Linked DNA regions of Mus musculus: region 1 is linked to region 2. Evidence: chromatin loops called from intact Hi-C (ENCODE). Cell type or tissue: heart. All regions are shown on one strand. Each heading gives the region's core, and the rest is flanking DNA. Links, peaks and the distances in the headings are about the cores only.

Region 1 (16,368 bases), core at 3,886-8,885, 100 kb before region 2:
ATTGGTTGTGGTTCGTTAGTGGTTACACTCAATGAAGAAACAAGAACAAATAAATTAGATTGAAGAATTCGTACGCAACCCCACTCCCCAATCCTTCTTTCTCTCCTGTCTAGTGATAGGGATGAAACCAGGGGGATAAAGGGTGGGAAAAAAAGAACTGACAAAGTATCAAATTCCAGCTTGCTCGCTCTCTCTCTCCCTCCTCGTGTGTGTGGCAGGGAGAACTTCTTTGCTTTCACCATGAGTCTTAGGCCTCTCACTCAGGCTTGGCAGCAAGCACTCACTGAATCATCCATTTAAGTACTTTTTAAAAAAGATGTATTTATTTCATTTATATGAGTATACTGCCGCTGTCTTCAGACATACCAGAAGGGGGCATCAGATCCCATGACAGATGGTTGTGAGCCATCATGTGGTTGCTGGGATTTGAACTCAGGACCTCTGGAAGAGCAAGCAGTCAGTGCTCTTAACCGCTGAGCCATCTCTCCAGCCCGCTTTTTAAAAAAAGAAGGATTTTATTTTGAAACAGGGTCTCACTGGGTAGCCCTGACTGTCTTGAACTTACTGTGTAGACTGTGTAGACCAGGCTGGCCTCCAACACAGAGATCCCCCTGCCTGTACTGGGATAAAAAGTGTGCACAACCCTCTTGGTTTTGATGAACCTGCTTTTCTGGCCCTTGCTATGATTCTGGTAATGGTGTGCAATGGATGTCTCAGCTCCCCACCTCCACCGCACCCCTGTAACCCATCCCCAACCTTCAGTCCTCCTGTCTCGACCTCGTAAGTGCTGAGATTACAGGTGTGTGCTAGCTCTCTGGAGCCAGCAAAACACTGAGCTCAGGGCTGTCCAGCCTCACCACCCGACATCTGAGCAGGCTGACTGCCAGAATTCCCAAAACCCCAACGCAATTGCCTGAGGGTCTTGTCACCCACCAATGCAAAGTCCTGGACCCAACTCCATAGAGACAGGTCAGAAGTTACATAGTGAGGTCAAGTAAAGGTCGGTCACCTCTGCTGGGGCCACCGAGGAGCAACATTTCCACATGGGTCATTCTGCTCTCTATTCCCCAGTCAGGGTGCTTTAGAAAGAGTTTTCTCAAGAGGGTTGGAGCCAGGCATAGCAGAATATGCCTATAACCCAGGAGGTTTGAGGAGTTTAAAGGCCAGCCTGGGCTACATACTGAGAGCCTGTTTTTAAAAAGAAACAACTTAGTAGGTTCGGTCTTCACTTTGGCCCCAGTCTCTGCCCACTACCACCACAGATGCTTCTATAGGGGGAGCACCCCTCAGGGCCACCTCTTAGCACAGGGTTCTGGGTCAGAGGGTGTGAGCTCTGCCAGGTCTTGGCCGAGAAAGCCTGAGCCTCCACGTCTGCGGTTCTAGTTGAGGCTGGTAGCAGGCGGTTGGGCTCTGTCTTTACCCAGGGCCTCAGCCAAGGCACTGAGGCTTTGCAGGAGGCCAGGAAGAAGTGTGACAATGGCAGCACTCTGCTGAGGGGAGAACAAAACGAGGGGTTGTGAGGAGAAGAGGCTGGGTATCCAAGAGCATCAGAGACGAGTTATAGCTGGCTAGCGGGTTGTTCGTGTCCTCTCAGAGTGTATGTGAAAGTCTGTGAGGGTGAGGACGTGTGAGCCAGTGTTTGACAAGTGTCAGAGAATGTGAGAGAAGGTGGAGTGTGTGTGTGTGTGTGTGTGTGTGTGTGTGTGTGTGTGTGTCTTAGTTACAGTTTCCATGGCTATGAAGAGACACACCATGACCAAGGCAAGTCTCATAAGGACAAGGTTTAATTGGGGCTGGCTTACAGGTTCTGAGGTTCAGTCCATTATCAAGGCAGGAGCATGACAGTATCCAGGCAGGCATGGAAATGGAGAAACCCAAAGTTCTACATCTTGATCACAGACAGGAAAAGGCTGGTAACCACGTGGCTAGAAGGAGGGTCTCAAAGCACATCCCCACAGTGGCGCACATCCTCCAACAAGGCCACACCTCCTAATAGTGCTACTCACTGGTCCAAAAGTATTCAAACTACTATGAAGAGCATGTGTGAGTGTGAGTGAGTGTGAGAGTGTGAGAGTATGTACGTGTCAAATCTGCCTCCAGCCTGGTCCAAGTGTAACATTTTGCCACACTGACTGCCTGGCCCAGGCTAACAGAGCAGTGCCAAAATTTCCTGCTGAGGTGAACTCAGAGCCCTGTTGTTCCATATTTCATTCCATCATTCCAGGCAACCTTTCCTATCCATCATCACTGTCCAAGTGATACCCTATATAGCCATGCCAATAGCAATGCCATGGTGGGTGCCACCTCTCCGCACCCCTAGTAGCCTCCCAGTACATTCTGGTAGCCATGGAGGTCCCAGGAGGCAGCTGAGGGGGCATTAGGTTATGAGCACTTGCACTCTAAGGGTGGCTGCCCTTTGTGGGAGGTCCTGTTTAGGACTAGAGGGACAGCTCACTTCAGTGTGTGGCTCTGCTCTCAGGTTGCCACGCCCTTTGCTGTCACCTGATGCTGGCATCAGGACATCTGTGCTACTTCCTACCTTCCAACAGAGCACCTTTGTGTCTCAAGGCGGACAGGTTAGAATGGAGGGCATGAGCTGAAACAACCAGGTTCCTCCCTGGGGCATCTCCTCACACCTCTCTTTGGGTGCAGTTCTGACACTTGCTGGCTCTGTTACCTCAGGCACTTTACAGTAATACTTTCATTTCAGTGGCACTTAGTGAGTCCCTACTATGTACAAGAGGTCATTGTAGTCTTCAGGGGTAGAGCTAGAGGCTAGAGCTCTGCTCCTCCTATTCTTCTAGAACTGACATAAGATATTTGGTAGTGCATGCCTTTAATCCCAGCACTCCGGATGCGGAGGCAAATGAAACTATGGGAGTCTGAGGCCAAGGCTGGTCTACAATGTGAGTTATAGGTCAGTTGAGGCAACATACAATGAGAGAGAGAGAGAGAGAAAGAGAGAGAGAGAGAGAGAGAGAAGAGAAGAGAAGAGAAGAGAAGAGAAGAGAAGAGAAGAGAAGAGAAGAGAAGAGAAGAGAAGAGAGAATGCACCTAGAATGGCAGTCCCTGCCTCAGACCCTGACAATGAGAAACACCCATAGAAGGGCTTTACTGGCTCGGGGTCCACCAGGGACAAACCACTGGGTAGGAATCAAAGCTCTCAGTCCTCTGGCTCAGCTTTCCCTACACTGGGAGGAAGGTGGATACCACCATGCACAGCTGAGTTTTGTGTTGTTGCATATGTGCTTCTGTGAGTGCATGTGTGTAGAGGCCAGAGAACCTCAGGTGTCACACTTCAGGTGTCACTCCTCCTGTGCCTTCCACCTATTTTTAATTTAATTTATTTTTGAGATAGTGTCATTAACCTGGAGCTTGCTAAGTTGGCTAGCTAGACTCGCTGGCCAGTGAGCCAAATGAATCTACCTGTTTCTGTCTTCAAGGTCACATACACCACATCACCGGGCTAAATCTAGGTTCTCATGCCTGGGTCCTCTGTAAAAGTAGCAAGGACTCCTAACAACGGAGCCATCTCTCCACCTTGGAGCTTAATGTTCTTAGAGCAGGGCAAGACACTGGTGTGCTGACATGGATGGGGTGGGGCCACAAGAACAAGAGTGGGAGAGAGGCTAGAGGGTTCATGTGCTCAATTTCATTCCAGTAGTGGAGGGAGACCACGGAGGGACAATGGTGGGAAGCAGCAAGAGTTTCCTCTGGCAACCACAGGGAATATGAACAGGGGGCTCAAAGAATCTTGGATCTGAGGGCGACAGGGGAACAAGAAGGGAGCTGGTGGCCAGGTTGGAACCCAAGGTCTTACTCCCAAGTAAAATGTGATTCATGAAGTATTGAATAAAGACCCTTGGACTGGAGAATTACCCCCAACAGTAGGATGTTGGCAGAATCAGGATTCTGATTCCAAAGGTGACCTTGGGGACCAAAGGCACTGAACTATGGCTGAAATCCATCATGAACTGAGCCAACCAATGTGGAACCCCAGGATAAAACAAGATCTTAGACACCTACAGCGGCCAAGAAGAAGAGTTAGGAACATCTTTACTAATATGGGTACATAGCAGTTAGCATTTTTTTTACTGTTATCACATGCATATATATATATGTATATGTGTGTGTGTGTGTGTGTGCATGTATATGCACACACACACATATATATATATATATGTATATATATATATATATATATATATATATATATATATATATATATATATATATATATGTATATATATATATATATATATATATATATATTACTAACTATAACCCACTCAGTCTGTAGAAAGTTACTGGTGTGTATGTTTTCAAGGTTGACCATTTGGTATTGGGTAACCACTTGGTATGCTCTTTCTGGGAGAAGACTACTTCTCCCACTCTCAGGATTCCTTAGTTGCCTGTAGATCTTTGTGTAGAGTTGAAAGAGAGCAAGGATGGATGTATGGAAGGGATTGGAGGGAGGAAAAGGAGGAGAGAAATGTTGTAACTATTTTATAATTTTAAAAAGGACATTCAGATATATAGAAATGAACATTCAGAAATAAAAACATATACCTCTCTAGCTTATGTTTCCATTCCCAAATAGATTATAATTTTCCACTGTGAAGAAGAGGTGGAGGAGGAGGGGGGAGGAGAAGGGAGAAGAAGAGAACAAGGAAGAGGAAGGAGGAGGAGGAGAAGAAGAAGAAGGGGAGGAGGAGGGGGGAGGAGGAGGGAGAAGAAGAGAACAAGGAAGAGGAAGGAGGAGGAGGAGGAGAAGAAGAAGAAGGGAAGGAGGGGGAGGAGGAGGAGGAGGAAGAGGAAGTTAACATCAGTGTCATTGGACAGGTGGAGAAATGAAGAACTGGACTAATAATCACTGCCCTCAGGTCCATGGGGTTGGAAGGCCCAAAGGCTTCTGAGGTTTGTTTGCCTCCTTGACCTGTTGGTGAGCAGAGGACAGAGGTGGCACTTGCCTTGCCAAGGATCTGATAGTGGAACACTCCGAGACCACAACACTCCAGTCCCAGGTCCAGCCCTTGGCAGTCAGGCACTAGGAGGGCCAGCCTCTTTGGGCAGAGCCAGCAGAAGCCAGGGGCTGTAACAAACCACACTGGCAGTCTCACTGGGACACCTGGGAAACAGGCCAGGCAGGGAGCGCTTGGGGGAGGGGTGCTCACTTGCACAGGGCCCATTGTCTCATGACTCTGAGTTTGAGCTCTGTGGAGGACACAGAGAGGACCTGGACCAAAGCTGTACTGGTGCCTTCCTCTGCCTCTGCCCAGCACCCACTCACAGGCTTGCCTTTATATCCTCTCTGTAAATTGCAACAACCTCCGCCTCTGGAAACGGTATTGACCCGAGTGTGTGTCATGGATCCAATGAGACAGATCCAACGAGACTGTGAAGGCAACGCTTTCTGTTACAGCTGCTCAGTCCTCTCAGCTCCACCAGATCTGGTAAGAGCAGTAGGTGCTAACTGTCTCTACAGAGGCAAACCCAGTAATCTCTCTGAATCCACTCTTGTCCGTTGGCTCTAGTAGTCTGAGACCAGCATACTCCTAGTAACTTCTCAGTATTACCGTTTCTGGCAGTGTATATTTATTCTCATGTCTGGGATCTTTTTGGACTGAGGATAATCTGCTGCAGCGCTACCCACCAACCCTGTAATCTCAATCTAACCTTGCCAAGCCTCAACCTTTTCCTTAGAAAAGTGCAATTACTGATTAGTATCTCTCTTCTCAGTCCTACCCAAGTCAGCCGCGGAACTCTGAGCCATGCTTAGAACCAGGAATAGTGGCGAAGTTACTTTGTTGCTACTGTTTGTGTGTGATTAATTCCAACAGGGCACTGTGCTGGGAGAGAGCCCCCAGGCCTGGCGACTTCCGAGAGTCCACTAAATGCGGGGCGTGGCCAGAGGCCACTCGTCGGCCTGGGGTGATTCGGCGCCCCGCCCCACCTCCGCCCCGCCCCCCATGGGCGGGTCCTAAGGAGTCTTAACGCGCCCGCCCGCAGCACCCGTCCTCGGTCACTGCTGGTCGCTTCCTGAGCCGCTGCTGGCTCTGTGTCTCTGTCCTCAGCGTTCTCGTCCTCGTCCTCGTCCTCGTCCTACCACGCCATGGAAGGTTACCATAAGCCAGATCAGCAGAAGCTCCAGGCCCTGAAGGACACAGCCAATCGCCTGCGCATCAGCTCCATCCAGGCCACCACCGCGGCAGGCTCAGGGTGAGCGCGCGCTTCTGGCGGGGCTGGGAGCCGGGTCCCGCGGCCTCCCTGGCTCCGTGTCGCGTAGCACGATGTCGCCACGAGGGCGCGGTCAGATGGCGGAGCCTTCCGCTGCTCCGGAGCGGCCGGGTTCGACCGCGTGGGCCTCAGGTCTCGCGAGCACCTCCAGCCGGCCCGGGCTTCCCGGTTCTCGCTGCGCCCGGGCGCGCCTCCTCGCTCTGCGGCTGCAACCCGGAGGCCACCATGACTGCTGGCGGGAGAAACCTGAGCACGTGTGGGCTCCAGCTCTCCACCAGCATGTTGGTTCCACTGGTTTGCAGATGGGGAAACTGAGATTCCGGCTTTATATCAGTTGTCCAAAGTCACAGTGAGAGCTGGAATTTCAGCCCTTGCAATGTAGGCAGAGAATGTGTGTAGAGCCCACCATTTTGCAGTAGACTGGGGGCCCACCCTTCTCTGCATCTCTAACCACGCTCCCCTCCTCGACACTTCTTGCCTCTCCTGCTATGTGTGGGCTGGGGTCCCGGTGCTGCTGAAGACTCCAGGGTGGGGGCAGGGAGGTGACGATGCAACACCAAGAGAGGCTTAGACCCGAGCAAGGAGGTTGGAGTGCGAGTCTGGGGAGAAGGGAGCTTGTAGAAAGAAGGGGCGAGGCCCACGCGAAATAGGAAGTTCTGGGCTAACGGTGTTTGCACACTGGGTGGTTTCAAGAAATTCTAAGGTCTCCATTGGGCCTGGTATGAGACCTTGAGACAGAGAGATCTGGGCTTCTTGGAATGGTTTGGGGTTCTGGGGAGGGAGATTTTAGGAACCCAGACAAACTGTGAGCTTAGAACAAAGACCAGGATTCTGGATTTTGGCCAGTTCCATACAGAACATATTATTAAAGGAGTGCATTTCTCTTGCCTTTTACCGTGGGTTCCTCCTTACTTAGCCCTTGTGCTTTTAAGACGGGATGTCCTCAGAAGGTTTGAACTGGGAACCCTTTGCCACCCAACTTCCCATGCATACTTTGGACCTGTTATCTGTCTTGGCTTTAGATTGCTGCCTATGATAGAGGGTGCTCCCTGCCCAATTAAGAGACCTGACTTCCTTTTCTCTGGATTTCCTCAGTGTCTGGCAGAGACACTGTCCTCTCTACCTAGCACAGAGTAGGTCTTCACATCCACATCGTTTATTACTTGTTCTTTACTGGCCCCTACATCTCCCTCCAGGTCTGAAGTCTAATCAGAGGGTCAAAGTAGTTGACTGGCTGGTACCTATGCAGCTGAACATTCTACAATGCTGGATACGCATGTAGACCTTTCCAGGATCAGGGAGAAACTAAGTGGGTATTCCTGGGCCACACAGCGTCCTGGGGTAGCATTCTGATAATCAGTTTATACATGAAGACACTGAAGTGTAGTACGTTGATTTCCCCAGACTGGTAATCAGTGGCTATTTAGTACTGCCTGCTGGGGGCCTGGCCTATCAGAAAGTCCTCTTGGGCACATGGGCGGCATCAGGCTGGAGGAGCAGGGAAAGCCAAGTTCAGTTGAAGAGAAACTAAGTAACATTTATGGCTCTTAGGAACTTCCAAAGCAGGGGTGGTCTCCAGGGGAAAAGGTTGAAGGTGGCTACAGAGTTACACTGTTTACATTGTAGCCTTAGGCAGTCATTGAACTCTGAAAGAATCCGTGTACAAATGGAAGTGGTGGGTATCCCATGCAAAGGCTAAGTGTACGGGTTGCCAGTTCGGTATATATATTTCCCTTGCAGAAAAATACTACTTGGAGAAATCTTGTTTTTCAGAAGGGAGTAGCATTGTTCCTCAACCCCTGTCACAAGAATGATTTTGAAATGTGTGTGCAAAGAGTGTGTGCGTGTACAGAAAGTGTTTGGGGAAGACTTGAGATGTGAATGTATTTTGGCTGTGAATGTTTCTTTGGATGCTCACTACAGTGAGAGTTCATAACGTGAAAGCAGGCTCAGTTCTGAAGTTCTGACCCAGTCAGTTGCAGACAGCTGAACTGGCCACCTAACCAGTCTGTTCCATCTTTTTGAACAATTTTGGGTGATGGTTTCAGGATGGCAAGAAGTCCTGAATGAACAGACTTCCCGTAGTGCCTCATCAGCACTGTAGACAATAGACTTACTTCACCAGGCCACAAAAATGAGTCCACTGGCTTCTGTGTGGGGAGCTGGGTGGACAGTGCGTCCACGGGTCAGACTTTCCCGGGTCTTTTTCTGCATACAGAGGCGGCTGTGGCAGAGGTCCAACTCATCCAAGCTTTATCAAAGAAACTCCAATGGCGTTGTCAGAAGTGGCCAGGTTGCTGTGGCTGCTAAGTGTTCTCAGCCCTCACTTGCAGGGCTAGGTTGTGTTAGCCAGATGGAGGCCAGTGCCACCTGAGGATGCATCAGAGTTGGGCCTGACTTAAAGGGGAAGTAGTCTGAGCTTTCAGCTAGTCCCTTAGACTTTGAGGAGAGTGAGTACCTGGGAGGATAGGGTAGACCCAGCCCTGGCTTGTGAGCACAGGAGACAGATCTAACCTAACCTGTCTCTGTTCTGAACAGCAGATGTATTTGTCAGGAAGTTTCTTAGAACTTCCATTTCTCCATCTTTAAGTGATGGGATATTACAAAAGTGGTTAGCCTTTTTTTTTTTTCATTATTAATTATTACAAGATACATGAGGCTGTCTAACTTTACAGAAAAAAAAGGTTTTTGTTGTTGTTTCTTGGGGTTTTTTTTGGGGGGGTTGGTTTTTTATTTCTGGAGGCATGGTTTCTGTGTGTAACAGAAACCAGGCTGTAAAAAAAAAAAAAAAAAAAAAAAGAAACCAGGCTGTCCCTGAACTTTGTAGACCAGGGTGATCTTGAGCTCACAGAGAAAGATCTGCCTGCCTTTGTCTCCCAAGTGCTGGGATTAAAGGCATGTGCCACCGCCCCATCCCCCAAAGAAACGGGTTTTATTTTATTTGTTTATTTTGGTTGGATTTTGTTGTTTGTTTTTAGATTGTGTGTATGAGTGTTTTTCCTACATGTATGTATGTGTACATGTACATGCCTGGTACCTGTGAAAGTTAGAAGAGGACATTGAATCCCCTGGAGCTGGAATTCTGGATGGTTGTGAGCCATCATGTGGGTGCTAGGAATAGGACTTAGGTCCCTGACAAGAGCAAAAAGTAATTTTAATCCCACAAGTCTACTCTCCAGCCCAAAGACAAGGTTGTTAAATTGGATTTTAATCCTTGTTTGTTTGTTTGTTTGTTTGTTTTGGGTTTGTTATTGTTTAAACATGTTGTTTTTAGATGGAGGAAGTTCAAACAGCATGTGTAGGTGAGGCTTCTGGTGGGAATATGTGAGAGGAAAAAACACAGCCAAAGAGGGAGATGGAGACCAAGGAGGGGCAGGTCCCACAAACCACAGTACCTCCAGAAAGCATAGCCCAAGTTCAGCTAAGGGCCTTCCAGGGTTCCACACTACCTCTATGCTCAGGACCAAACTTCCAATGGGAAACACATAAATAGCATCCAAACTGTCGCTTTTTTTTTTCTTTCTTTCTTTTTTTTTTTTTTTTTTTTTTTTTGGTTTTTCGAGACAGGGTTTTTCTGTGTAGCCCTGGCTGTCCTGGAACTCACTCTGTAGACCAGGCTGGCCTCAGAAATCCGCCAGCCTCTGCCTCCCGAGTGCTGGGATTATAAAGGCGTGAGCCACCACGCCCGGCAAAACCGTCGATTTCAAATCAGGTCCCTTAGGGGTGAAGCTGAGGGTTCAGAGTAAGTAGGCCCTGGGTCCCAAGCCCTGCTGTGAAAGTGGTTAGTTCCCTGTTCCCCAGCTCTGGCATTCAGGAACATTCTGACCAACTGTGCAGAGGGCCCTCTCAGGACTCTAGCCCCTGTGTGGAATCAGCTTCTTCAAGCAGAAGAGGCCTCCAAGGGCTAGCTCCTTTCAGGCTGCCTCAGGCCTTCTGACTGAGGCAAGAGCAAAACCTTGCGGTTGAGATTGCCCCAATAGCAGCAACAGTGTTTCTCAACTCAGGGTGAAGACACCTGGCAGCTCTTGGACTACTGGGCTCTTTGCCTGGGTAACCTCTGAGCCAGCAGAGTGCTAACGACCATATTCCTTAAAGCTAGGAGCTAGCGGTGGGCACTACGTTAGGGTCTGCTGGAGATGACCTCATGGCTTCCCCTGAACTCAAACTGGCTCTTAGACTTGGCCCAGCGTCTCCAGAGCCTAGTCCTACAGAATTAAAAGCAGGGACACCCCAAAGGCCAGGGACCTGAACAGAGCTGGTTAGGGTGCCCTTAGACCTAGTGGTGAGGTAGAGCAGAGATCACGCTGGGACCTCTTGCTCCGCATCCGTGGACGGTGAAGAGCATGACCACTAAAGGTGGTACAACTTGTCTAGGAGCACAAACTCCTGAGAACTTCCTTCACTGGGCTTTCTGAACACTGTTCTCCTTCTACAAACAGATCTGTAACAGCTCTGTGGAGGGGGGCTTTGCAGAATGAAAGGTTTTAAATGTACACTTCTGTTTTCGTGGTACTAGAGAATGGACCCAGAGCCAAGCAAGTACCTACCACTGAATTATATTCTCAGCTAATTTTTGTTTTTGTTTTTTTTTTAATCTAAAGTCATCAAAGTTAGTGGCTTTATCACATCTAACTTTAGGACATTTTTCCAGCCTCTGAAAGGTCTCTCTTGCCCAACTGCAGTTTCCGTCTCATCCCATACTGGGTCTGATTTCCTGTCTCTATAAATTTAATTCATCTGGATACTTTATCATAATGCAACTGGACAGAATGAGGTCTTTTGGGGCTGGCTCCTTGCACGTGATATAAGATGTCGATGTGTTCATGTGGTGGCATGATTCTTCTTTCATTTCTTTCTATAGCTCACTATCATAACTATCATATCACTTGTATGTCGCACGTTCATTCACCAGTCTCTCTTACCATCCTGCTTTGTCCTAGCTCTGCTGATGGCCGGGACAGGTCGCCTGGCTTCTGAGAACCCAGACAGTCCCAGCCCCAAATGTAAAATCCATTAGACTTGATCTGTGATGACATCAGTGCAACTATTAACTTAGCTGGTTCAGAGGAGGGAAAGCAGGGTGAAGATCCAGAGAAATGGCCTGGGGTCCAGGGTTAGGTTCGTTCTGGGCAAGAATCAGCTCAGTGTCTGAGGGACTTCTATCTGACACCCTGAATTTATTCAGGAACAAGGTCTTATCTTATAAACCTGGCCGGCCTGGAACACACTATAGAGAGCAAGATGTCCTTGGATTCATGGGAAAACCTCTTGCCTCTGCCTCAAAAGTGCTAAGATTACAAGTGTGTACCACCACACCCAATTTACCAAATATAAAGTTGGGAGGGAGATGGGTGCATTAAAAAAAAAGCTGTATGCAAGTGTGGGGACCTGAGGTTGGATCTCCAATGCACACCTGTAGTCCCAGCTCTGTTAGAGCAACCCCGGAGCTCACTGGCCACCCTGTCTAGCCAGTTAGTGACTGCAGGTTCAATGAAAGATTGTCTCACAAAATAAGATGGGGAGTCGATAGAGAAGGAGGCGACTTCTTTGTCACCTTATCTTTCCTTATCTCCTGCTATCCCACAAAACACCCTGAATGCGCCTTTATTCTGTCTTCTTTATATAATGTGCATAAATTACATGTGTATATATTTACAAACAATACCTTCTCTGTATTGTCTCTGGTGTACAGTTTTCATGCTGTGTTAGTGAGGTGACGTTGATGTTGGGTCATGAATTGCTACTGCTATGGTGCCCCGTTGTATTTCATTCATCTATTCTATTGATGCATGCAAGGCTTGGTTCCAGATTATTCCTTGCTGTGGGAACATGTAGAGTACATTTGGAGCATATGATTGCACTCCTGTGTATATACCTGTACATTGGCTTGCTGGGTCTTGGGGACTAGGCCTCTCCAACATGTTCATTCTATACAGCCAAGTGCCTCAGGTTTTCTCCTTTTTTTTGTTTTTTTGTTTTTTTGTTTTTTGTTTTTGTTTTCTCCTTGAACAAGTTTGGGTAAATTATATTTCCCCAGAACGTTTTCTGTTTTCAAATCTATTTACATCCAGTAGATCAGAATATTTACCATATACTTGGACCTTAAGTTCTACTTAAAACAACAACAATGCTTCGTGGTGGTGGCATTGTTGTTGTTTTAATCCCAGCATTCAGGAGGCAGAGACAGGCAGATCTCTGAGTTCAAGGCCAGCCTGGTCTACAGAATGAATTTCACAGCCAGGTTTATACAGAGAAACCCTGTCTTAAAATCTAGAAGACAGACAGACAGACAAAAGTTGGCTAGCTTGTCAGTCTCCCAACTGCTTCATTCCCCGTATGCACTAGCCTTTGGGCTAGACGAGTAGTGTGTTATTAGAGGGTTTGCCTTGCTCAGCAGCCTTGGCTCCAATCCTCAGCACCGCTCCTGCAAATAATAACTTAGAAAGGACTAGCTCTTAGCTCTCATTCTTTCTATTAAATATTCGCTTACTGTTTCATGAATTTCTGGGGATTCTATTTCTTAGGTTATGTGTATGGATGTTGTACATGCAGTGATGATAGAAGTCAGAAGAGGGCATTGGATCCCCTGGTGCTGGAGTTGAAGATTGTCAACCTCCATTGTGGGTGCTGGGAATTGAACCTGGGTCCTTCGGAAGAGTCGTCAGTGCTCTTAACCTCTGAGCCATCTGTAGCTCTTGTTTTATTTTGAATCTTTTTTCTGGGCTAGAGTGTTAGCTCATACCTTATGAGCATTAGGACCTGAGAGCCCTCAGAACGCATATGAAGAAGCTGGGTATGGTATCCGCTCATAATTCCATACGCATGAGGCAGGGGTGGGGGCTTCATGGGGTTCAGCAATTTGACTGGTAAGTCCCAGGCCAAGGAGATTGTCTCAGAAATCAACTAAGGTGCACAGTGCCTGAGGAAAGACCACCAATGCTACCTGCATGCATGTATGTACCCCTGTACACGTTGTCACACAGATCTTTTTTTCTGCTCTTTAAACTCAGTCCACTTGATCCAGATAGTAAATGGCTCCTTGGGCCAAGGCAGCATTTTTTAACGAGCAGCCAAGTCTATTTGAAACTTCTGTGTAGCACAAAGAGCCAGGTGGTAGGGTAGATACCCCCACCTCTGCTCAGCCAATGTCTTCAGGTGAACTACAGATAGCACCTGCAGGCATCGGCTCAGGTGGCCAGGACTGCAAGGAGGGTTCAGTCCTTGAAGCCACAGGTCCCTGGGTTTCAGAGTGGCCGTGTCTGTCTCCCTGGTGCTCAGCACTTTACAGCTTCCAGCACCTTCTCTCAATCTTTGGTTCATTCTCTTCTCTTGCATGGAGTGACTCAGGTGAACCAGGGTCCTGGCCTATAGATGAGTCATTGAAGGCCCTAAAAGGTTTGGCAGTGGCCAATCAACATTTGCATTAGCTTTCACTGGGTTACCCAAGCATCTCTTCATAGCATCCCCTTCATAAACAAAGACAGCCCCGGGGAGATGAGTGAGTCATACCTCCCATGTATGTGGCAGCCTGTGCCCACCCCCCCCCCCCATTCAGAAGGCACATAGGGTGTACTTAGTGGATATGAAGACTACATCTGCAGCTGGCCAGATGTGTTACAGGTTGCCTCTTTGGGGCCTAGTTAGGAGAGCTTAAATCAATGGTTTGTTCTATTTATCAATCAACAAGATCTCTCCCTCCATGTGTCCTCTTCGTGAGCCTAGGCATTCCTCTGCCACAAACATCACTGTGCCATATAGTTTCTCTGAGAGTCCTTAGTTGTGGCCATGCAAGTGTCACCCCGCGGTCAGTAGGCAGAGTCCCCACTCCTATTTTGCTGGGCACTTCCTTCCCCACTGAAGCTTCCTCACAACAGCCGAGACATTTCGAATCTCCCCCTCCCCCTCAGATTTTTATTGCATTCACTTTTTTTTTAAGATTTATTTTATTTTCAGTTGTGTGTCTGTGTGTGGGTATATGCATACATGTGTAGGTACCCATGGGGGCCAGAGGGTGTCAGAACCCCTGGAGCTGGGTTAAGGGTACTGGGAGCGGACCTTGGAACTTGTGGAAGAGGGGTATGAGCTCTTAACCGCTGAGTCATCTTGGGGATGAGGCTGGACTCAGGTGGGAAGGGTACTTGGTTTGGGGTGTTCTGCAACTGAGGTTGGTGCTGGGAGCTGGGGACTAGGGTCCCGTGAGACAGGCAAGACTTTCTCGTTCACTTGTCCTCACCTCCCTCTTTTCAGGTGTAGTGTCTTTCCCCCATGACCAGGAGTTCTCATAGAGATGGTTAAGTATGAGGCTACTGTGTGTTGGGAACTAAACCAGCATGGACCATTCTGGACCCCTTTACTAACTCGTCTATGCTGAGAGCGATTTACTCCTAACCTGATGGGGAGCCCCAGAGGGGAGGAGGCCGCTGCTGTGACCCCCCACCCAAGGCTGCATGTGCCCTTGGGCTTCGTGTTGGCATGTTTTAGTGTGAAGCGTCTGGAACAACGACAGCAGGGCCGAGCTGAGCTGCATGTGGGAGAGGCTGACCTTCATAGAGAATGGCTAGGCTGACTCTGGCCCCATTCCCAGGGTAGGGGCCAGGTTAATCAAGCGATCCTGTGAGACCTAAACTAATCTGGTCTCTAGGATATAATCCTTGTGCTTTCTAAAACCATTCAGCTATCAAAACGAGACTCTAAAATAGAGACCCTACCACTCCAGAACTGGAAGGGCAAGTTCTTGCCAGCCCCACCTCTGGCAGGCAGAAGGGATTTTACCTTCAGGATAGGAGCTTGTGTGTTGCATGGTTCTGAGTGCTAGCTTTCAGAGTGGCCATTCAAAACACAACCAGAAAACTAATGTCCGATGTTTTGGGTTTACAAACCAACCTTCCCTTATCCCTCTGCCTATACCGCCAGGGCACCCTGGGGTGGGCAGAATGCTCCTCATAAGCAGGTGAGCTCTGGGCAGTCTCTTTGGGGTGGGCCTCCTTGGTCAGTTGTATTATCCCTCCCCAGTCCTTAGATTCCCTCTAGGAACTCCTAGGTAGAGAGTAAGCTCTACCCTCATACTGGGTACTCTCTGAAAGGCATGGCAGTCCCTGGGACCCATTAGCAACACCAGATCCTAAGCCATCAACAGTGGCCTCCTTTAAACCCATACCGTGTTTCTAAGGAGTGGGAGCATGTGGCTCTCTCTGATGGGCCAGGCCTTTGTGAGTCTCCTCAGAACAGGCATCCTCAGGCCCCTGACACATGCCAGAATGGATGTTGTAGGTCAGGGTCTGGGGCCACAGTGCTCATGTCTGTCTTCTCTCCTTGGCCACAGCCACCCCACATCATGCTGCAGCGCTGCCGAGATCATGGCTGTCCTGTTTTTCCATACCATGCGTTACAAGGCCCTGGATCCCCGAAACCCTCACAATGATCGATTTGTGCTCTCTAAGGTAAGAGCCCTGCCGCCTGCCACACCTACCTGGGGTTGGGCCGGGTAAGGACCCTGGAATTCAGTGTGAGCCCTAGCCCACCTGCTGGTCCTACATCTCCTTTATGTCTTGTGCCGGTCTGGTAATGAACCGGAGCTAAGGAACCAATTCCACTCTTCGGGTAGCCTGGTACATCAGAAAGACTCTTCAAAGCAGGGTACAGGGCAGCAGCGGAACCTGTGCTTCTGCTGGGTGTGTGCTCAGTTTTGATACCGGCAGGCAGCACTCAAATCCAGGTCAGAAGGTCTGGATTCCTTCTTATCTTCTGCCTGAATCCTGTTGTGCTAGCATCCTGGGGACCAAGGCTTGCTCTCCTTATGAGTGACACTCCACTGCAGTTTGGGAGTACAGATACCCTGCCTTTCCTCTTCTAGTAAAAATCACAGCCACAGACCATACCACAATTGCCCCCAAATCCACCTGTCCTCTGGCCTGGCTCGACAGCCTCTCGCTTCCCAGGGCAGGCTGTAGGGCTTAAAACTCCGTCCAAGTATGTTCCATGCCAGAAACGAGGATTAGGGTGGCTGCTGCCTGCTGGAGTGCTGGACTCCCGCGGCTGCACAGCTGTGACCCTGCACCTGTCTGACATGGCGTCTACCCACTTTTGACTGTGGGAACTTTGGGCTGGAAACCAAGAATCTGGAGAGGAATG
Region 2 (16,368 bases), core at 5,961-10,960:
TAAGCTAACTGTTTTACCTCTTAAGCGGTAAGAGGAGATCCCAAGCCAGACCTTGAAGGACTCTGGTGTGGACCGTGACTGGCATATAAAAGTCTAGATAGTCCTGGAGCATCATAGGTACACAAGGGCAATGATAATGACCATGGCTCATAAAAATCGAGTCGTGACTCAAGACTTCCTGGCAGGTCCTGAAGCCCAAGTTGGTGGAAGGACAAGAAGGGTGACTCCAAGGGGCTAGAGCAGCCATGAATACATGTGTTAGGGAGACATGAAGACCAGGCCGTAGTGACTGGAGGACTGGCTCAGGGGTGTATGTGACTGACTACACTGCTCCTTCTTAAGAGCGTGACCAGGCACACATGGCTATCTTCTATGCAAGGTGTGTTGAGGAGATTAAATGTAGTCACCTTTCAGAGTACCTGATATGTACCTGAGACAAGCTAACCAAATGTCAGGGAGTATAGGGAGTATGCCTATTTAATACCTGTGGTCTCCATGGTATTTGTGAGGGCTGGTCCAGAGACCAACCCCTGGAGTGATTCCTGGCTCTCAGCAAGCTCATTCACCTTATTCCTCAACTCTTGTGCTTTTCCTGAAGAAGAATCCCTCTAGTGCCCATAGGAAAGAGAACTTCTCCATCACTGAATAGGATTAGGGGTGTGGCCAAGGCTCCCTGACCTTTGGCCTTTTCAACTGGTTCCACTTTCTTCACTAGGTCAATCAGGATATGGGTCAGGACACCCAATGGTGTGGTTTTGGCTCCTGCCTTTTCTTAGCCTCATTGCCAATCTGCAGAGACTGTCTCTGAGCCCCCAGCTGAAGTAGGCCTCTGGATCCCGTTGCAGGGTCCCTTGACTTCAGGGCACTTATCTGAACCTGTAATTAGCGTATTGGCTTGTTATAGTTATTGGTTAATTGTCTGACTTCCAGCCCCTAGAGAAAGCCCCTTGCTTCCGTGTCCTTGGGTGTATCTTAGAGCAGTCGGCTTGGTGCTTATCACTAATGGGTACCAACAAATGCTTGCTGAATGAACACATGATAAACAGGGAGGCAAAGGTTCACATTGGCGGGAGAAACAAGAACAGCAGGTAGGAATGCAGACAGCAGGATTCCAGGCCCAGCTCTACCTTCAATAGCTGTGGGACCTGGGGCCTTAGCCTCTCCGATGATAACATTAGGTCTTTGGGGATATGGGTTTCAAGACCTTCCAGACCCCAATATTCTGTGCCTCTGAGGAGCCTGTGCCAGACTGTAACTCTAGGAAGCCTTGTGGGCCACTGTGAAGCAGGAAGTTGCCATGACAAATGCAAACATATTTATTTAAAACTATTTTCTCAGAATGTTTGTGTCTGGGCCATGAATGACTAAGCCCAGAGAATTCTTTCTTCCCTTGGGGCAGCCTCCTATAGCATATGACTTGGAATGCACACACACACACACACACACACACACAGAGGCATATATACATGCTCATACAAATTCACACTTATTCCTATAGTCCTGGCGTACACTTGCATGCATATGTTCATATATCCATACCATACAACTCAAGTGAACACTCACAGAAAGATAATCATACATTTTCCCCATACTCAAAGCTCACTCATGCATCCTCACACATGTTCACAGACCCAAGAGCACAGAAATGCAATCACACATGTTTTCATATGTTTCCACTCCTTCGGATCATTATGTTCGTAGATACCAACAGCCCACATTGTCACACAAACTCAGGAACAAACACACAAACTCACCCTGAAAACATGCTGTTATACCTGTATGCATATACTCATGTGTATCCTTACGCACAAAACCCCACATATGTGCTCTCATGTATAATCACACACATTTTCATGCCTATGTGATCATACACCAGCTAGACCACTATACATATAGTTATGTCTACACATATGTGTACAGTGCTTTTATACTCTTGCATATGCCTACACTTTCACCTTCCACACCATGTTCACTTACGTGCTTGCATACACCTACAATACTACTCATGCAGTCACGCAGGCACATATACACCTTCACGCACAAACACATACACCCCTACATATAGTTATTATCACATAAGCTCAGGCATCCAGAAACACACAAACTCACTCAGTCACATACACATAATGCACAATTGTACACTCAGACACTCTCACACATGCATGTCCTCTGCTACTGCCTTGGCCTGAGCCCCTCCCATGGGCAGCTTGCCCCTGCTCGATTTTCCCTCAGGGTTCTCTTTGTTTTTCTTAGCTACGATGAGCATATTTGGAGAGGGATCTATTTTCACCCTATCTGGAAACATATTTCCCCTTGGCTATGAGCTTGGCAGATCAGTGAGGCGAGACCTAGTTGCCATGTTGTGGGCTAGGAGGGGAACCAAAGTCAGGACGGCTCCCTGGGGTGGTCTGGCAGCCTCAGCTGGCGCTGCTGCCTCTGATGACTTCTCAGGTCATCCTCACAGAAGCAACTATAGCTGAAGGAGATAGCCCTCCCTCTTTGCTGCTTCCATGCAACCTGGGTTGTTCCCGGTTTTGTTTGTTTTTGTTTGTTTGTTTGTTTTGTTTTTAATACGACATGGTAAATCTTCCGGTCCCTCTAAATTTTTAAAGGGTTAAAATACAAGTTCTATTTTTCTACTTCATAATCACTTCCTTTGCCCTAACATACATGAGGACCTCCTTTCAGCCTCATAAGCAATGGGCTGGTTATATATCCTACCAGTATTCTCCAGTTTCCCAGATTGAGGCTCAGAGAGATCAAGGGACATGCACCAGCCAGGGAAGTGTGGGGTCCTTCTGTCTTTCTAATCTCAGTCTCCAGCACGATGGATGATGTCTCCAGTTCTCACCCTGCATAGCTGCCTGGAGATGGCTAAGGGCTGTGTTGGTGATGGTGGATTTAAACTGTCTAAAGGGTGAATGCATGGACGATTCCTGCTGTGTTGCTTTCCTGGGTAGCTGCTGTACCCGATCAGCTTCTGGACGCCAGATATTGATCACAGCAGTGTTGGGTGTGGAGCAGCCAACCTCAGGGAGGGTGGATTGCATAGACAGAGCCTCTGAAACTTGAGCTCCTTGTGCAGCCTGCATATCATTCCCTATTGAAGAAATGTCCTTTCCCATGTGAGAGCCCAGGAAAGCAGAGCAGGGTAAGCATTCATGCAGCAAGCTTGTGTGTCCCTTCCCCCTACCTGGCATGTTAGGATGTAGTCATCCACTCGGTAAATGTTGACAAAAATCAGAAGAATTTAAATGTGGACTAAAGATTTAAATATACATGTATCCAAACAAGATATTCAAATGACCTTAAGGACCTAAGAAGTTATCCAACATCACTAGAGAAATGCAAATCAAAACCGTAATAAAATACCATTTCACACCCACAAGGATGTCTGTGACCCAAAGATGGAAAGTAGGGGACTGGGGAGAACTCAGCAGGGAAATCACTTGCCACTCAAGAATTTGGATTCCTAAACACACACACACACACACACACACACACACACACACACACACACACACACACAAAGCACCAGAACAAGTGGGCTGGTCGGAGTATATGAAATGGGGGACATCGCCTCAATACATAAGGTGAAGAGCAATGGAGGGAGGGAAAAAAACCACCATAGGCCTCCACATGCACTCAAACACTTGTATGTGCATCCACACACATGACTAGACACACACACACACACACACACACACACACACACAGAGAAGAGACAGAGACAGGGACAGGGTCAGGGACAGAGACAGAGACAGAGTATTGGCAAGGCTACAGAGAAACTGGAGACCTTGTGCATTGTGACTAGCAATTCAGAGCTGGATAGCCACTGTGGCAAACAGCCCAGCAGTCCTCAATGCTAACCTGAGTTGCCAGAAGACCCAGCTATCCCACTTCTAGAGAGGTGAACACAGACATCCACATAAAAAGCCTATACACAGAAATTCATAACACAACATTGTTCATCACAGTTAAAGAGTGGAAACAGCCCACATGTCCATCAACTATGACGCGGGACAGCCACACAACAATCACATGCTGGCAAAATGAGCTTGAGAAAGAATGAGAGGCAGGAAGAGAAGGAAGGGGGAAGGAAGGGAGGGAGGGAGGGAAGGAGGGAGGGAGGGAGGGAGGAGACAAAGTTCAGTTAAAGGAATTTTTATGGAGAAGTTCCCTAAGAGATCTGGGATAGAGGAGGAGCCTGAGAATCAACAGGTATGTCCTTAGCTGTGCCACACAGCATTGGGGATATGGATCCTGGGGAAGCTGCCTCTTGTGGCCAGGCAGGGACCCCAGTGGAGAGATAGGGACACCAATCCACCCACAAAATTTTCTACCAAAAATGTATCCTGCATACAGGAAATGCAAGGATGGCAGATGGAGCAGAGACTGAGGGAATGGCCAACCAATAACCAGCCCAACTTGAGACCCACCCCATGGGTAAGCACCAATTCCTGACATTGTTAATGACACTCTGTTGTGCTTGCATACAGGAGTCTAACATAGCTGTCCTCTGAGAGGGTCCACCCAGCAGCTCACTTAGATGCAGACACCCACAGTCAAACAGTGGATGACACTTGGGGACTCTTATGGAAGAAAAGGAGGAAGGATTGTGGTCCCTAAGGGGAGGGACCACAGGAAGACCAACAGAGTCAATTAACCTGGAACCTTGGGGCCCTCAGAGATTAAACCACCAAACAAACAACTACACAGGCAGAACCTAGGCCTCTCTGCATAGATGTAGCAGATGTGCAGCTTGGCCTTCATGCGGGCCCCGAACAGCTGGAGTGGGACTATCCCAGAAGCTGTTGTCTGTACATGGGATATGTTCTTCTAGCTGGGCTGCCTTGTCTGGCCTCAGTGGGAGAGGATGTGCCAGGGTGGGCGGATACCCAGGGGCCCCCACACACTCAGAGGAGAAGGGGAGGTTAATGGGGGAGGGATTGTAGGATGGGGTGACTGGGAGGGGGCCAGTGAATGGGATGTAAAGTGAATAATAATGAAGGAAAGATAGAAAAAATAAAAGAGAATTATTATGGGCTCTGCTTGGTGGCATACCCCTTTAATCCTGGAACTTGGAAGGCAGAGGCAGGGGATCTTTGAGTCTGAGGCCAGCCTGATTTACACAGTGAGTTTCACACTATCCAGGGCTACATACTAAGATCCTGTCTCAAAAAAATTTTTTTACAGGAATGGAACACAGAGATCCAAAAATATTAAATGTTTTTCAACATCCAAGGGAGGAAATAGTATCCACCCTATTGATGTAAATGTGACAAAATGATGGTAATTGCTCGTGTTTGTAACGCATGTTCATTCTAAGTGCCTGGTAAAAGAAACATTTCCATACATGTTATCTTATGTAATTCTTACAGTAACCCTTATGGAAGGTTTTACGATCACTTCCATTTTATAGATCATGAAACAGTGACAGAGAGGCGAAATGACACCCAAGGAGTATTGGCGCTTGGGTCAGTTTGGATCAGTCTCTTTTCACAAGAATGGTTCTATGAGACCTGGTAGCCTTCACACCCACAATAAGAGCCAAAAGACAGGAATGAAAGTTGCTGCTATGGCTGTCTGTTTTGGGGTTGTCTCCAAGGATACACCTAAGTTGGTGGAGAGCTTGACCAGTATACAGAAGGGACAGGTCCAGTGCTCAGCATGGCATGAATCAGGAGCGCTGGGCACCTGGGAGAGCTTTTGGAAAGCTGGTCTGGGAGCGTGTGGGGCTACTTTCCAGCCAGACTGTGGTTTTAAGGGACAGGAAATGTAGCATGTGTTTAGACGAGGGGTGGCCTAAACCCTCAACTGGCTCTGATCCAAATTCTTTGGGGTTATGGATACACAAGGGCAGCCTCATGTGACCCTTCTATGTGTGTAGCCTTGGAGCCAAGCCCCAGAGACAGTTCCTTTCCACCCACCCCATGAGAAACCCTGTGTCAGGTCCAGGTCAGTGATGAGTGGGCCAGGGACATTTCCTCACCAGGGACTTTTTGAATTCCTGAGAAGTGGCTTGAAGGAAACGGTAAAGGGAACCTCTGATGCCCTGTAGCTAGGATTCAATGTTATCTCTGCCACCCCTTAGAGCCTCAGTTTCTCCATCTGTGAAATGTGCATAATTACATTTTGTTATTAGCCCACCTTATAAGACTGAGAGGATATTGTTGAGGTGAAATGCAGAATCTTGGGCCTAGATAAAGAACCAGAATCAGAGAAGCAAAATTGATGCCTAGACTAGGACACATTTTGTACACTTTTTCTTTTTCTGTCTTGATATATAGCCCAGGCTGGGCTTGATCTCAGATCCTGTCTCAGCCTCCCGCATGCTGAGACTGAAGATGTATACTAGTGTTTCACAGGTTTGCAGGCACACACGACCAACCCCACGTCCACACATGCTCATCTAAGAACTCCCTCATACTGCATGCTCTCCGGCTTCATATGTGTGCACGTATGTATCTACACACTATCTCAAAGCGGATTCTGGCAAGCAGAACAAGCAAATTCACACCGACCCACTTGTGAACACATGTGACTGATTTCCCCCCACCCCCATACAGGGTTCCTCTGTGTAACCCTGGCTGTTCTAGATGTCCTGGAACTCACTCTGTAGACCAGATTGGCCTCGAACTCAGAGATCAGGCTGTCATTGTCTCCAGAGTGCTGGGATTAGAGGCGTGCGCCACCACGATACCCAGCTCAAAGATTTATTTACTTATGTATTTTATGTATATGGTGGGTACTTTGCAGGCACATCTCACATCAGAATATGGCCTCAGACAGTTGTGAGCTTCTATATGGGTGCTGGGAATTGAACTCAGGACCTTTGGAGGGGCCATGAGTGTTCTTAACCACTGAGCCCTGGTGTTGTTTTTGGGGCCAGGGTCTCACTCTACAGCTCAGGCTGCTTCAAACTCACACTGAATCCTCCTGTGCTATCCTCCTGACGGCTGAAATTACAAATGCGTTCCACCAAGCCCTTAATTTGTATTCATTCACACACTCCTGTTCACGGACTTGCTGTTCTCAGGACTGCTGGCTCAACACTGGCCACAGGCTGCTGGGTACAAGAATTCTGCACCAAGAGTAGCCACAGCCAACTACTAGGTTCACCCACAGGCTCAGCAAGTTCCCTCTTCCCGGGCTCCACTGACTGTGACTGACGGGGATCTTCTTTGATGCTTCGGCCAGAACGATCTCTCCACCTACCCCATCTCTATGTTCCCCTTGCATGGTTTTGGTACCTCGGTCTGTCTGCTCTCACTTGGGGTTCTTCCCAAGAGAGACCCTGAGGCCTGAGCGTGGAGTAATAGTGGTTCATTCTCTCTTAAGCCCCTTCCAATGCCCAGCTCAGAGCTCTGGATCTGGAATGAACCACATTGTTATTGTTGGTATTACAGGCTACTCTGCACAAATCAATGCTCAGAGAGAAACCAGGGTCTTGTGGCTGCTCACACCACTCCATAGAAAGACCTATGATCCAGGAAGTGCTGTATGCACAGTTCTTGACACAGGTGTTCCCAAGGCTCTCATTTAGGCACTGTCTCCAGGCCCTGATGTTCTGACCACTACCCTGGTAGCATATCCTATTGGAGAGTTGAACAAGCCCAGAACAGCTTTCAGCACTTCTTTACCCACTTTGGGCAGACAGAGGCTTCAGACCACTGAGGCAGATAGATTTCCCAAGGTGCCTGAAGGTACCCTCAGGGAGTACTTTTCAGAGTTTTGTCCAGAGCATCATAACCAATCATGGTAATATAAAGTTCCAGGCCAGCATGGGCTACAGGGTAAGTAAGACTCGTTGTCAAAGGCAAAACAGGCAAACACCACAAAACCAATGCAGATACCCCAAATCCTTCCTGAATCGTAACTGCTGAGGGGGAGCACAGCGTTCTAAAGGGATAGCCCAGTTCACACTCTGGTGTTTCCAACCACCACCCCTCAAACAGGTCCCCTAACTTTGCCAAGTCTGTTCCCTGGCCTGTACAGCAGAGGGGACAGTGGTCTTGTTGGGCTGCTAACGGAGTTCAGTTTGACCATGAAAATACCCAGCACATAGCTTTGTAGACTCAACAACATGGGCTGTTGTGACCACAGCAGCCTTGTCATGCCCTGGGACTTTCAAGTGAGGGACAAAGTGTTGATGTTCTAGTTCAAGGAGGGGCCCTGTTGAAGGTTTTCCAAACAGCGAAAAGCCTTGGTCTGGGAGGGCCCTTGCCCAACGAGCCATGCCATCTAGTGGCTGTTGTGTGGGAACATGCCCAGTCCTGGTGCCTCCGCTCAGCCCAAGTCCAGGCCCCCACTTAACATAGCTTTTACTCTGCCTTCCACCCATTGGCAGCCTCCCATCCTGCCCCATTGCCCTGGAAGTCTAACTGGCTCAGCACCAGCCCTAGCACCTCCCACTAGTACAGTAATGAAATGCGAGTCCCAGACCAGCTTTCCCTGGCAGGGAGGTCACCTGGCACAGAAGCAAGTGGCAGGAAGGAACCCTGAGGAAAACAGCTTGTTTAGTGACCACCATTTATAGTTCTGAATTCTCAAGGAGTCTTTTTTTATTCTTTCACAATTGATTCCAATTTGGGATTTTATGATTTTTCTTCAGATTTAAGTTTTTAATCTCTTAGTAGAATTTAAGCTACTTGTGGGCCAAGCTGGTCTGCTAAAATTATCACACCCACCTTAACAGGACAGACAATATCTATATTTATGTCTATATTCATATCCAGATCAGTATCATAGATACTGTGGCTTAAACCCAGGCCTTCACACAAGCTGGGCAGTCACAGTACTACTGAGCTATAAACCCAATGCTAATATAATATCTCTTTAAAACAATCAGCATTGACCATGCCCCAGTGAGTATATGAACAACATAAATTAGACTTGGTTTTTATCCTTCTTCTTCTCCTCCTTCTCCTTCTTCTCCTTCTTCTCCTTCTCCTTCTTCTCCTTCTCCTTCTTCTCCTTCTTCTGCTTCCCCTCCTTCTCCTCCTCCTCCTCCTTCGAGGTCACAAAGGTTTGGGGGTGGACCTGGAAGAACTAGGAAGTGTTATTGGGGTGCATTATGTGAAGTTGCCAAATAATCAATAAAATACGTTGGATTTAAACAAACAAACAAACAAACAAACAAACAGCACACAGGGGGTCCTCCAGTTGGTGAGCTGCAGCAGGAGGGTTCCAGGAAAAGTCTGTCTGATGGTCAAACCTCACATTCTGTGTCTCAACACTCAACAAAGCTCATTCTGCCTAAGATGAGGACACAGAGGCTTTGAGCCATGCAGTCCATGTTCAGCAGTGCTAGCAACAGTGATGCACCAGGAGGCATTCGTGAGAGCTTAAGAGTGTTCTCTGTCGGTACATAGGATGCAAGAGTACAAAATGCTTTAAGGAACTATTGAGGTCAGCTTGAGCTGTTGTAACAAAACACCATAGACTGGGATGCACCATAGACTGGGATGCTTAAACAACAGATTTGCTTCTCCAATCCTGGATCCTAGAAGTCCAAGATCAGGGTGACAGCCAGTTTGGGTCTTGTGAGGGGACTCTTCTTGGTTTGTAAATAGCCACCTTCTTGCTATATCTACTCACAGTGAACGAGAAGTCATCCCACCCAAATATTTTTTGAGGTACTAAGCATCAAAACTATGGTAAGCAAACACTGCATCTCTAAGATGCATTACCTCAGACATCATCTTTATATGGCCACTGATTCACCATAGCCAGTTCCTCAAATGTCTTCTTTGTGTGGCCACTGATCCACCATAGCAGCCCTCAGATATCTTCTTAATATGGTCACTGACCCACTGTAGCCATTCCTCAAATATCTGGGCAATGGCCCCACCATAAAGGCTACATCTTTATCCTAATTACTTCCCAAGTACTCTCCTGAGTGTATTATATGTGTATATTATCACATTCAGGACTGTCACTATATGAATTCTGAGAAGATACATTTAGTCCATAGAAAGTACAGACTGTGGGGTAGTTAGGGGTCAGTATGGGGGCCCTGAAAAAGTGAAGAGTACTGTCAAGGAAGATATTTGGGCAGAGACCATGACAAAAACAAAGAAACACCCAACAGGGTCTCTTTGAGGACCACTAAGGGGGCTGGGTTTTTTGTTTGTTTGTTTTGAGACAGAATTCCACTATGTCTTTCTGGCTGTTCTTGATGTATGCTATATAGACCAGGCTAGCCTCAAACTCAGAGATACACCTGTCTCCTGAGTGCTGGGATGAAGGGATCCAAATATGAGCATCTAAAATGTACTGATAAAGATGGTAGTGATGTGTAAGATGACAGGCAGTTACCAGACAGCAAGGAAGGCCAAAGAGCTTTGAAAATGGTGATTGCGTATGTTGGCCACTTTAAAAAAAAAAGTATAAAGTACTTCCAGTCTGACCCTTGACCCCGATCTGTTCTGCCCAGGCCCATGATGTGCAGATTTGAACAAGGCACCTCACACCTCCAAGGCTTACTTTTCTCCTCTCGACAACCAGGCCAAGTATCAGAGCCTTGGGAAGGTTTCTACAGAGAACTACATACATGAAAATTCTGTGTCTGACCTTCAGTCCTCAGTTCTTCCTTTGCAAAATTGGGAGAAGTCCTGTCCAGCCCAGTTGGTGGAAGGGTTATGTAACTACATTCGTGTGATCGCCAATGGCAAGAATCTCACTGATTAGTCTCTGCTGAGCACTTTGTCCCGCAGCAGCCACTGCTGGCTTGTTTTGTTCTGTTTTCCTTTGCTTTGAAACAGGGCCTTCTGCTGGGGAACAGGGAACAGGAGTACAGGGAAGATAATTAGCAGGCCTGCAAATTAGCCCAGCAGGTTAAGAGCTTACCATGTAAGCCTGCCAATCTGAGTTTGACTGCAGAACCCATGTAAAGGTGGAAAGAGAGAACTGATGCCTGAGAGTTCACTGATACACACACAACTACACTATGCAAAAACAAATAAATATTTAATTCTCATCACTTGGGAGCTGGAGACAAGAGGATCGGGAGTTCAAGGCTATCCTAGTCTCTCTAAGTGAATTCCAGGCCAGCCCTGGCTACATAGAAAGACCTTATTTCAAAATAACAGCTGGAGTTGCGGCACTTGGGAGTCAGAAGCCGAAGCCCGCAGATCACTGAGTTCAAGGCAAGTCTGCTTTGCATATCGAGTTCTATGATAGCCAAGGCTACATAATGAGACCCTGTCTTAAAAAAAAAAAAAAAAAAATCAAGCCAAAAGATATCAGTTGGGGCTAGGGGTGCGCCCCAGTTATCCCAGTGTTCCAGAGACTGCGAGTTCTAGGCCAACATGGTCTACAGGGATCGGCGCTGAACACACTCTCAAAACAACAACAACAAAAATCAAGACACCCCAAGAAAATCAAGAGACACAGCCTCAAAAGTTGTTTGGAGTCGCAGCTTCTTGTGCTCCGCCCCTGCTGTCAAAGACCCAATCAGGAGCGAGCCTGTCCGTGACGCCATTTTTCCGCGACGAAGCGGGCGCGGGCCCCGTTTCCTCCTCGGAGCTGTGGCTCTGGGGCTATGGGCAGCCAGGAGGTGCTAGGCCAGGCGGCCCGGTTGGCCTCCTCGGGTCTCCTGCTGCAGGTACTCTGCTGCGCCCGCTCCAGCGCGTGGTGCCGCGGCCAAGCCTCCCGGGGAAGCTGCTCTGGGTCCCCCGCACTGCACAGGGTTCCACGGGGGACCACGGAGGCGGGGAGGGGCGCCGGGTCTAGGAGTTGGGAGACTGCGGTCCCAGTCTTGGCTGGTGACTACAAACAAGCCATTTTCTTTCTGAGCCTTGTGTTTCCGTGTGATGATAGGAGACAGTTTAAACAACTATCAACAAACAGTAGACAGAGGCTACTTTAATCTGATATTTTAAGGGGTTCATTTCTGGAGTGTTTCACTCTTGATCCTCAAAACTGTTCTTCAACTCTGATTCTCTTTGAGTTTAGAGAGCCCATATGGCGTAGCTAAGAACAAGGATCGGGTTCAGGCAATGCTTGTCCAGTGACCTAGGACAAGTCACTTCAGCCCCTGAGCTTTTAGCTCCTTGTTGACAAAAATGAGTGTAATAGTATCTAATTCAGAAAGCAATTTGCAAGGATTGTTTGGGATCTTTTGAATAAGCTCACTTAGCGCAGTACCAGCATCCTAGTGTGCACTTAATAAACTGCATCTGCTGTGTGTCCTTGGACAGACTCTTTTTTGGCTTTGTATTTTTTTTTCTTTCTTTTGCAGATGACACTTGCTAGTTCGTCCACATGGTCCAGAGTCCACCTTCACCTTTATCCTAGAGAGGCACAAAGAGGTTAGGAGAGAGAAGCAGGCTGAATTAGATTCAGGTTAGGTGGCCCCTTTTAAGATAAGAGTTACTTGGGTTAGGTGTAGTAGCTCAAGTCTTTCATCCCAACACTCAAGAGGTTGAGTTCTCTGTGAGTTCCAATCTGAGCTCCAGTCTAGATAGGGTTACATACTTAGACCTTGTCTCAAAAAAAAGTTCAAATCAATTGGCTTTTTTTCTGAGCATCGGTTTATTCTTTTCTTCCTTCCTTCTTTCCTTCTTCGTCTTTGTCTTCTTCTTCTTTTTTTTTTTTTTTTAAAGACAAGATCTCTCTATGCCTCCCTGGCTGTCCTGTAACTCACTGTGTAGACCAGGCTGGCTTTGACCTCAGATATGCCCTGCCTCTGCTTATAGGCATGAGACACCAGTCCTGGCTTTATTTATTTATTTATGAAAAGATACTGCTATGTAGTCCAAGCTGGCCTTGAATTCTTGATGTACTTGCTGCAGTTTACAAAGTGCTGGGGTAACAAGCACATACCTCCATCCCGGCAGCTTCCTCATTTTGAATGAGAACAGCACTGCAGCTTCACAGGGTGATTAGGGAGATTAGGGGAAATAATTTCTGTTATGTCCTGGCACACTACAAGGTACTTAGTAAATGTTAGCTACTTTTATTAGCATAAGAAGTTTGTAAATGGCAGTGTAGGGATAAAATAAGCTATATATAAAGGATATAGAAAAGTGCCTTGCACACAGTACATGCATAATCAATGTTGGCCACTCTTCTTTTAACTCCACTTGTTTAGTTCTTTGTTTTTCTGTTTCACAGTATAGGTGAGTTCAATGTGTTATACATAGTAGGTTTTTTTAAAGTTTATTTATTTTATGTATATGAGTACACCATCACTGTCTTCAGACGCTAGAAGAGGGCATTGAATCCCATTACAGATGGTTGTGAGCCACCATGTGGTTGCTGGGAATTGAACTCAGGACCTCTGGAAGAGCGGCGAGTGTTCCTAACTGCTGAGCCTCTCTCCAGCCCCATAGTGTTGATATTTGCTACCTTGGGTAATACCTCACTCCCTAGATTGGTGGTGTAAGACAGAAACGGGTTATAGCAGAAGACACTGGAGCAGGGATCTGTGTGAAGCCAAGCCGGGCCATTCGTTTGTTGTTTGATATTAGGCAGGATTGCTTCATTCTGAGTTCTGTTTCTAGCAAATTTGCCTGGTTGTCATTTGCTGTTGGGATTTGAAGCTAGGACTCCACACATCTTAAGCCAGTGCTTTAGCACTGAGCTATAGTCTCAACCCTTGATTGTCTTTTGCTGTTGTTTTGTTCTTGAGACAGAGTCTCACTATGTAGCCCTGGCTGGACTAGAATTCTCTAGGTAGGCCAGGCTGGTCTCAAATTCAATGAGGTTTGCCCACTTCTACCTTGTGGATGCTGGGATTAAAGGTTTGTGCCACTGTGATTAGTCTGCTTTGTTGTTGTTGATCTGCCTGTCTCTGCCTCCTGAGTGCTGGGATTAAAGGCATGTGCAATGACTGCCTGGCTAAGTGTACAATTTGCAATCAGTATATATTAGTGTACAAAATGATGGATTTTATAATTGTGTGTGTGTATGGATTTTTAAAAATCATCATAAAATGTAGATTCCTTGAGTGTTTTTCTTCAGTCTTACGTACTTCCTTAAGTTATAATGCTGATATTTAAGATAGCTTTGCAGCACATTTTATTATGTAATTTGTCTGAGCTAGCCACGATATAAATTTTATTGCCTTTATTTTTTCATTTAAAAAATGTTTTCTCTTCTATAATCTTATTTTAGCCTTGTAATTAACCTTATAATATCTTTAGCCTCATTTGACAGAGAAAATTGAAGCTTAGGAGAATTAGAAGATGCTCCATGCATTTCAGAGCTAAGTAATGGGTGGAGACTCAGCTGAGGACTTTCTCTAATAAGACTATGAACTGGCTTCCAGCCACCAACACTGAGTGTGGAATTTGGCCTGTATATATGAACCTACATGATTCTAAGAGGCTACAGGGCTTTCTTCAGATAGAAAAGATCACCTCTGACTCCACAAACATGGGGATAATCTTGCCACTGGAGACCTGACTGTTCTGGGACACTTTAGGAGTAGTGTTAATGACCTGGAGATTTTCAGACCATGGTAGACCTGTAGTCTACACTGATTGAATCTTCCAAAATGGCAGCTGTATGAATGTATAGGTAACCATGCTCGTGCTTAACACAGAGTTGACTTGTCATTTGTGGTGAGGAAGAGAGAACACTCACTAGAAAGACTTGCATCCTAGTCAGCAGCTCCATTTGGGAGCCCCATTTAACGTCTCATGGGAAGATCTCTTTGTCTAGGTGGTTTTCTTTAATGGACAGGTTTGAAAGTTTCAGGGTGTGTCCTTGTTAGACGACTGTAGCAGGACTCTGTTTTCCCACTCTCTTTTTACATTATCTTATTGCTCCAGTTGTTATTTAAATGAAAGGTGGCAAGTGTTCAGTCAACAGTGTTTCCTGTGTAAGACAAGAGTAAGTAAATAAGTAAGAAGATTAAAATGTCCTTAGGATCCCTAAATATTGTCAGACAGAGAAGAAAGATACTAGGTCTCGTATTCCTAGTGAGCCTGCTATACTCTGCAGGCTCTTGTTTTAATGTGTAGTTTCTAAGTGGGATTTTGGGAGTGTCCAGTCTTTTGACTTTGTCCTCCAAAAATGTGTTGGACTGCATCTACACAGCTATCTTGGGACTCAAGTGGCCCATGGCCCATCAATTGGTATATCTGGAGAAAGTTTTAGCCAGGGGCCTGACAGTGTCAACCACGATCACCATTCTCTCTTCGTCCCCTTTGACTTTGAGCCTGAAGATGCAATCTGCCAAGGCTTCTCATCTCTTTAAGTAAGGGAGATTCCCAGATACCTTCCTGGGTTGTTTGCCCACAGCTCTGGATGCTGAGAGCCTCTAAGGAATTATAGTTCACAGGAAGCAAGTATGTCAAGGTGAGCATCTTAGAGAGGAGTCTTTATAGCCAGGCAGCTGGGTCATCATCACATCACATCTGGAAGGACAGCTACACGGTCCTCATAGTCAAGTCAACGCTCCAGACATAACTCAGATGTATTTTCTTACAGGTCTTGTTTCGATTAATCACCTTTGTCTTGAATGCATTTATTCTTCGATTCCTGTCAAAGGAGATTGTGGGCATAGTGAATGTCAGGTAAGAGGAATGGACCCTGGCACTTTCCACAGCTGCCATCACCAGTCATGGGTTTTTCAGATTGTTCCCATGTGCCCACTCAGATTTTAGAGCCCTGTGCCTTTCCCAGGAGCAGAGCGTTTCAGCAGCGGCTGAGGAGTGCAGGGCGGGGAATGAGCGGGCACTGCTGTGCTTAATGGACCCATGCAGTGTTTTCCATTAGCAGCTTCCAAATGCACATTTCCCCCTAGTGTTCTGGTTTTCCTGCTCTTAGGGCCCAGGAGAAGAGTGGGAGTAATTCATCGCAAACCTTCTCTCAGGTATAATCCTGTGTTCTTGTCCCGCTGACACAACACAGGAAACAGGAATTGTGCAGTTCGTGAGGATGTGTCTCAAAATTGCAGGGCTGGGGACAGCCAGACGCCTTCACTTCTGCCTCAGTGATTTCATAGTTGAGCTGGTAACTGGGATCAGAGCTTGCATCCATGTGATGAATTCTATGGAAAGTAAACTTGCTTTGTCTTGTAAAACTCAGCTTGTTTCTTCTCTGTTCTAGGACACCCACACTTATTTTGTCTTCACAAGTGACACACACACACACACACAAAATGTAGGAAATGATGTCCTTAGAATAGCTTAGCTTCTCATGTGTTTCTTTAGAGCCTGATAAACAAAGACAGCATGTTCTAGTCAGAATCTCATGCCTGCTATTTACCAACCAAATGCTCATGATGTTTTTCAGAGAGCCTAATGGCAGTTCTCAAACTTGGGACTGGCAACGCAGCCACCTGGAGCTTTGTACTAGGTAGGGTTCACGATCTCTGAGACAGTGGTAATAGAGGACCCACCGAGACATACTATT

The links. Peaks named below come from ENCODE experiments on the same cell type or tissue, not always from the same donor. Only the 100,000 strongest peaks of a DNase experiment are listed, where the experiment ranks them.
Region 1: it touches region 2 in a loop (5-fold over the local background); 1 of 42 quality-filtered maps calls a loop at or near these places.

The regions. Positions count from the first base shown.
Region 1 is chr14:30,543,162-30,559,529 of GRCm38, forward strand. Tkt (transketolase) reads left to right here and starts at 5,970. Exons shown (of 14, transcript NM_009388.6): 1 at 5,970-6,219; 2 at 15,560-15,677. The coding sequence starts at 6,113. In heart, for the core only: no CTCF peak of the experiment used is centred there; DNase peaks (open chromatin) are centred at 5,140, 5,970, 6,750 and 8,550; H3K4me3 peaks cover 3,281 bases; H3K27ac peaks cover 3,038 bases.
Region 2 is chr14:30,642,868-30,659,235 of GRCm38, forward strand. It overlaps Rft1 (RFT1 homolog), which reads left to right and starts at 11,508. Exons shown (of 13, transcript NM_177815.3): 1 at 11,508-11,608; 2 at 15,442-15,527. The coding sequence starts at 11,546. In heart, for the core only: a CTCF peak has its summit at 8,255 (motif pointing left); a DNase peak (open chromatin) is centred at 8,374; H3K4me3 peaks cover 26 bases; H3K27me3 peaks cover 491 bases.